2 separate regions of the Homo sapiens genome follow, and region 2 is linked to region 1. The links are chromatin contacts, found by Hi-C or POLR2A ChIA-PET in ENCODE. All regions are on one chromosome and are shown on one strand. Each heading gives the region's core, a stretch centred on a gene start or an enhancer-like site at or near the end of the contact. The rest is flanking DNA. Distances are from core to core; before and after follow the strand shown.

Region 1 (2,790 bases), core at 165-2,664:
CATCTTTGTCCCTGTCCCTCTTGAGTCACTGGCCTTCCTATGTAGGATGTCACCCCCATCCAAAGGCTGAGATAGTGGGATAGTGGCCCCTTTAATGAGAGCCCCATCACCTGTGTCTAATCCACTCACAGCCCTGAACACACTGCATTATAACATTGATTCCGACTTGTCTGTCTCTCCCCGCTAGACTAAGCCCCCTAAAGACAAAGACAGACCTTTGCATCTCTGCAGCCCTAGAACTGAGCACAGGGCCTGGCACAGACCAGATGGCCAATAACAATTAGCTGACCTGGCCGGGCACAGTGGCTCACGCCTGTAATCCCAGCACTTTGGGAGGCCGAGGCGGGTGGATCACGAGGTCAGGAGATCGAGACCATCCTGGCTAACACAGTGAAACCCCGTCTCTACTAAAATTACAAAAAATTAGCCGGGCGTGGTGGCAGGTGCCTGTAGTCCCAGCTACTCGGGAGGCTGGGGCAGGAGAATGGCATGAACCCGGGAGGCGGAGCTTACAGTGAGTGGAGATCGCACCACTGCACTCCAGCCTGGGCGACAGAGTGAGACTCTGTCTCAAAAAAAAAAAAAAATTAGCTTACCAGAGGCCCCCTGTTATGGAGTTGATTTGTGTCCCCCCGAAAAATATACTGAAGTCCTGACCTCCAGTACCCCAGAATGTCACTTTATTTGGAAATAGGGATGCTGCAGATGTAATTAGTTAAAATGAGGTCAAACTGGAGTAGAGTGAACCTCGATTCCATATAACTGTTGTCCTTATAATAAAAGGGAATTTTGGACAGAGAGGGAAGAGGCCCATGTAAAGACACAGAGATTTAGGGAGAACCGTGTCAAAGGAAGCCATGGAGCAGGAAGGATCACCATCTGTCACCATAAGCTACGGGAGACGCCCAGGGCACTTCCTGTTATGGTCTTCAGAAGGAACCAGCCCTGCTGACAGCTTGAACAGATATCTACATTTCTGCTGCTGTAGCTCCCCAGTTTGCGGTACCTTCTTATGGTGGTCCAAGGGAACAAATACAGCCCTCCATACCCACCGCCTCCACCTCTTTCTGCTACCAGGGGCCTATTCCTTATTGTGTTTTATTGCATAATCTGGGCTGCCAAAGAGGGGCAGGATTTCGTGTTGTTTAATGGGGCTGATAATGTTTTCTAATCTAGAATATTTAGGTGAAATATTGTAGGATGTCATCAGAGTTCAAATCCCACAAGAAGCCATTTTTCAACAGCTAAAAGATCTAAAGAAATGCTCAGTATCTAACGATGGCCAATGCCCATGTCTGAGGGGCTGGGGATGAAGGGCAGGTTCTCCCTCTTCACCCCCCAGGGGGATTTCCCTCTCTCCCGTTGTGGGCTGGTGCCAGGGCGGGGGCGCCCCCAGTGCTGAGATGACAGGAAGCCGGGTGGCATAATCTGTCCTCCACCCGACAAAAGACAGGAAATCCAGAGCTGAAGGTGGAAAATCTGACCTCAGCTCACCCCTGCATTGTGTTGGGCCCAGAATGAAAGAACGGGCTGCACAAAGGCCTCTAAAGAAAGCGATTAGGGCCTGGCCCCTGTGGCGAGGGAGCGATGAGACACTGTCCCCAGACCGAGCTGCCCCAGCTCTGAAGGGCTGGATGGAGGCCTGGCCACAGTCGAGCAGTCCCCAAGGAAGGCCCACTCTGAAGCCCCAGAGTTCCCTGAGAAGGGCGTCCCACCCCATCAGCTCCTCGGAGAGCGCCTGGGGCCGCCTCCAACCAGACCAGCCTCCTGGGCACGAAGGACAGACTCAGGCCCTAAAGAAGCAGGGAGCACCAGCCTGTCCCAAAACGGGAATAGCCTCTACCCACCTCAGAGGGATTATGCAAATCAAATGAGCTAATGGATAACAATAATCCCTTCGATTTGTGGGGCACTCTACAGTTTACATAACCCTTGCAGTCGTTTATTTCATTTAATCCTCCTCGCCACCTTGTGAGGTAGGAATTTTCACTGCCTTTTACAGATGAGGTCACTGGCTCCAGAGTTCAAATGCCCACAGTGCCCAGAGGCGAGGAAGAGCAAGCTGTTTCCACCCCACACACAACTTGTGTTGTGGCTCTGGACCTGGCTTGCCCCGGAGACTAAGCTTGGTGCTTTCTTGAGGACAGGGCTCCCCTGGCTCCTCTGTCTGGGCCTGGGTGCACTCTGCCAAGACAGGGTGGACTTGGAGTGAACTGATGACAGGTGAAGCTGCCAGGCAGGTTCTGGGTCCTGAAGGTGTGGCTGTGTCTGCTCAGGTTTATCCTGGACTCTCTTAGTTCTGCTGACTGCATTTTTTTAAATTATAAAAATAATCAGTAAAGCCAGGCACAGTGGCTCATGCTTATAATCCCAACACTTTGGGAGGCTGAGGCGGGAAGATCGCTTGAGCCCAGGAGTTTGTGACCAGCTTGGGCAACAGGGCAAAACCCCATCTCTACAAAAATATATTAAAAAAAAAATTATCCAGGCATAGTGGTGCATGCCTATAGTCCCAGCTACTCAGGAGGCTGAGGTGGGAGGATCACTTGAGCCTGGGAGGTGGAGGTTGCCGTGAGCCAAGATCGCACCACTGCACTCCAGCCTGGGCGAGACAGTGAGACTCTGTCTTAAAAAAAAAAAAATTGCTAACACTTATCAAATATTTATTATGGGCCTTGCCACAGTATTAACTCTTTTACTCCTCACAATAAGCCAAACAGCTAGATGCTTTTTAGGAATTCCTATTTTACCAGTGTGGATACTGAGATCTGCAAATAGCAGACACAGCAC
Region 2 (2,790 bases), core at 158-2,657, 40 kb before region 1:
GTCAGGGAAGGAGAGATGCCTGCCTTATAGGTCCTGTGGGACTCTGCTAGACAGTTCTGAATATTAAGAAGTTCTTCCTCTGATTAGGACCCTGCCACACAAATCAGACCTCTGCGCACTGGAACCCTTCTGACCACAGGAATCTTTCCCTCTTCCTGACAGTAAAACCCATCTGGACCCTAACTTGGGATGCTTGCACTGTTAACTTGCTTTCCACTTGCAAATGTGGCTTCTCCTCTGACCTAAATTCTGGGCTCCTTGAGGGAAGGGACTGCTCGCTCATCCATCTCTATTCCCTATTGCTCTTGTCCAGTGCCTGGCACAGAGGAGGTACTCATTCATTCTTTAAGCAAAACTTTTCTGAATTCCTACTATGTGTCAGGCCCCAGGGATATAGTGATGAATCTCTCACTTCCTTCAAGGAGCTCAATCTATCCCCAAAACATTTGTTGATTGAGCGATTTTAACTTGAGGCTCAGTTAAGCTAAAAAATAAAAAGTCCATGAGGTGACATTCCATGAGGACACTTCCAGACCTCGTAGGAGGACAGTGATCAGGCTCCTGGTGGGAAAGTGAGGCTGGAGTGGACACCAGGAGGATGCAAGTCCTACTCGTCTTTCATGGTAAAACCCATTTGACTTCTCCAGAGTCGTGATTCTGAGGAGGACAGAATCCAGGGTTGTTTTAACGGCGATATAAGAAGCTCAGTTTACAATCTATGAGCAAATCACTTAACTCTTCTAAGCTTCAGTTTCCTGACTTTAAAAGGGAGCTGAAATCTCACCTCTGAAGGATTATCATAAGCATTAAATTAGATAATATGTGTCTCATATGGAACTCATCAAATGTGCTCAGAAAGAGTAGTTGTCATGAGCCTTATTGGTTAAACCTATGATCAAGGAAGCAGAGTTGAAAAGGCAGCTCCTGTTTTCCCTGGACCATGCACTTGGCCACAGTGGGTGTGGCCTCGGGGCATACTGGGGCCCAGGCAGGAGGCAAGAAGATTGTGCTGGGCCCTATAAAACTCTGAAGGGCCACAGCTTAACTTTCTGGCCAGGAAACTTGAGCACAGCCATCTCACATCAAACACTATGAGCCAGCCCAGACTCATCTGCCTCCAAAGCAAAAGAGGACTCCTTGTTCTACCAGGAAAATGACCTTTGGTTATAAACAGTCTCTATGTTTAGAGCTCTGGTGCATTCTATAGAGACAAGAAGAGATCTTACATAGGGACAGCAAGGCCAGGGCTGCTCTGACCCCCAGCACATCTCTGCTTCCCATAGTGGGGCCGGCTGTGTACCCCTGAGTGTCTGACCCATCAGCTGATCATTACTCCTTTCTTCTGAGTAAGTCCATAGGGCAACGTGGTCATGCAGGCACTTCACAGGCAAGGGCAATGACTCAACACAGGAAGAGGAAAAGAAAGGACTGCCATTGTGCAATGTGATTCCTGGGCAGATGTCATTTTTTTTTTTAAATAGAAAGCAGCATGGGACATGTGCCCCTGTCATGTGTGTGTGCGTGTGTGTGTGTGTGTGTGTGTGTGTGTGTGTCTGTCTAGAAGGAGAGAATGATACTGGAGTTCTCGGTTCAGATCTGCCAGGAACCAACCATAATGCCTGGGACAATTCGGTCAATTTTTCTGGGCCACACCTGAAAATATAAGAGGTTGGACAAGACAGTTTATTTGCTTCTTTTGTTGTATTCAACCAAGATCATATGGATATGTAGTGCTAACATAGCTAATCAGTGCAATACATATGTACACATTCTTAATCATCTGTCTCCTTTTGCAGTCTCCATGCTTTCTGGCATGGTTGAGTCATGAACTTTTTTATTTTTTTTTTAGACAGAGTCTCACTCTGTCACCCAGGCTGGAATGCAGTGGCGTGATCTTGGGTCACTGCAACCTCTGTCTCCTGGGTTCAAGTGATTCTCCTGCCTAAGCCTACCAAGAAGCTGGGATTACAGGCACCCACCACTATGCCCGACTAATTTTTGTATTTTTAGTAGAGATGGGGTTTAGCCATGTGGCCAGGCTGGTCTTGAACTCCTGACCTTAGTGATCTGCCTGGGAGGAGTGATTTTCAAAAAACCAAAAAGGAAAGAAAGAGGAGAAGGAGGGTGGCTGGGTGCGGTGGCTCACGCCTGTAATACCAGCACTTTGGGAAAACAAGGTGTGGGGAGTGTCACTTGAACTCAGGAGTTTGCAACCAGCCTGAGGAAAATGAAAAAACAGAGTGTGGAAATACACAACACAGCAAGGAAAGCATCTCCACAAAAAATACAAAAAGGAAAAAAAAAATAACCAGGTGTGGTGGCATGCACTGGTAGTACCAGCTACTTGGGAGGCTGAGGTGAAAGAACCACCTGAGCCATGATTGCACTACAGAGTGAGATCCTGTCACAAAAGGAAGAAAAAAGGAAGAAGAAAAGGAAGAAGAGAAAGAGGAAGAGGGAGAGGGAGAGGGAGAGGGAGGGGGGAGGGGTGGGGGAGGGGGAGGGAGAAGGAGAAGGAGGAGAAGAAGAAGGAGGAGGAGGAGGAGAAGAAGAAGGAGGAAGAGAAGGAGAAGGAGAAGAAGGAGGAGGAGAAGGAGAAGGAGAAGAAGGAGAAGGAGAAACAAGTCGGGGTCAGCCTATGAGTGAGGCAGACCCTTCTGGCCAGAAACAGAAAGCTGATGGAGGAGCAGGTGTGGAGCACCAGGGAAGGGGAGACGGAATTCACAATCAAACAAACACATGCGGGGGTCCCTAAGGCCAAAGGGTGCTCACTTCACAACTTTCTAGAGA

Evidence for each region. Hi-C counts contacts between places; a loop is a spot of excess contacts on that map. ChIA-PET counts read pairs that join two places held with the same protein, here RNA polymerase II (POLR2A). Pooled maps may share reads with other maps.
Region 2: a map of Calu3 shows a loop between it and region 1 (2.7-fold over the local background). The contact joins two enhancer-like sites. A Hi-C loop is called at or near these places in 1 of 168 maps with a recorded cell type or tissue (Calu3) and 6 of 50 pooled maps. POLR2A ChIA-PET finds 5 or more read pairs at or near these places in 2 of 52 experiments (H1 and activated CD4-positive, alpha-beta T cell).

The regions. Positions count from the first base shown.
Region 1 is chr2:15,964,520-15,967,309 of GRCh38, reverse strand. No RefSeq gene overlaps it. Among named protein-coding and RNA genes, the nearest start is that of MYCNOS, 24 kb to the right of the region's middle. Within about 2 kb of position 1,414, at least 3 of the 41 ENCODE cell types and tissues checked have a DNase peak (open chromatin) inside an H3K27ac peak, as active enhancers do.
Region 2 is chr2:16,005,013-16,007,802 of GRCh38, reverse strand. No RefSeq gene overlaps it. Among named protein-coding and RNA genes, the nearest start is that of GACAT3, 44 kb to the left of the region's middle. Within about 2 kb of position 1,407, at least 2 of the 41 ENCODE cell types and tissues checked have a DNase peak (open chromatin) inside an H3K27ac peak, as active enhancers do.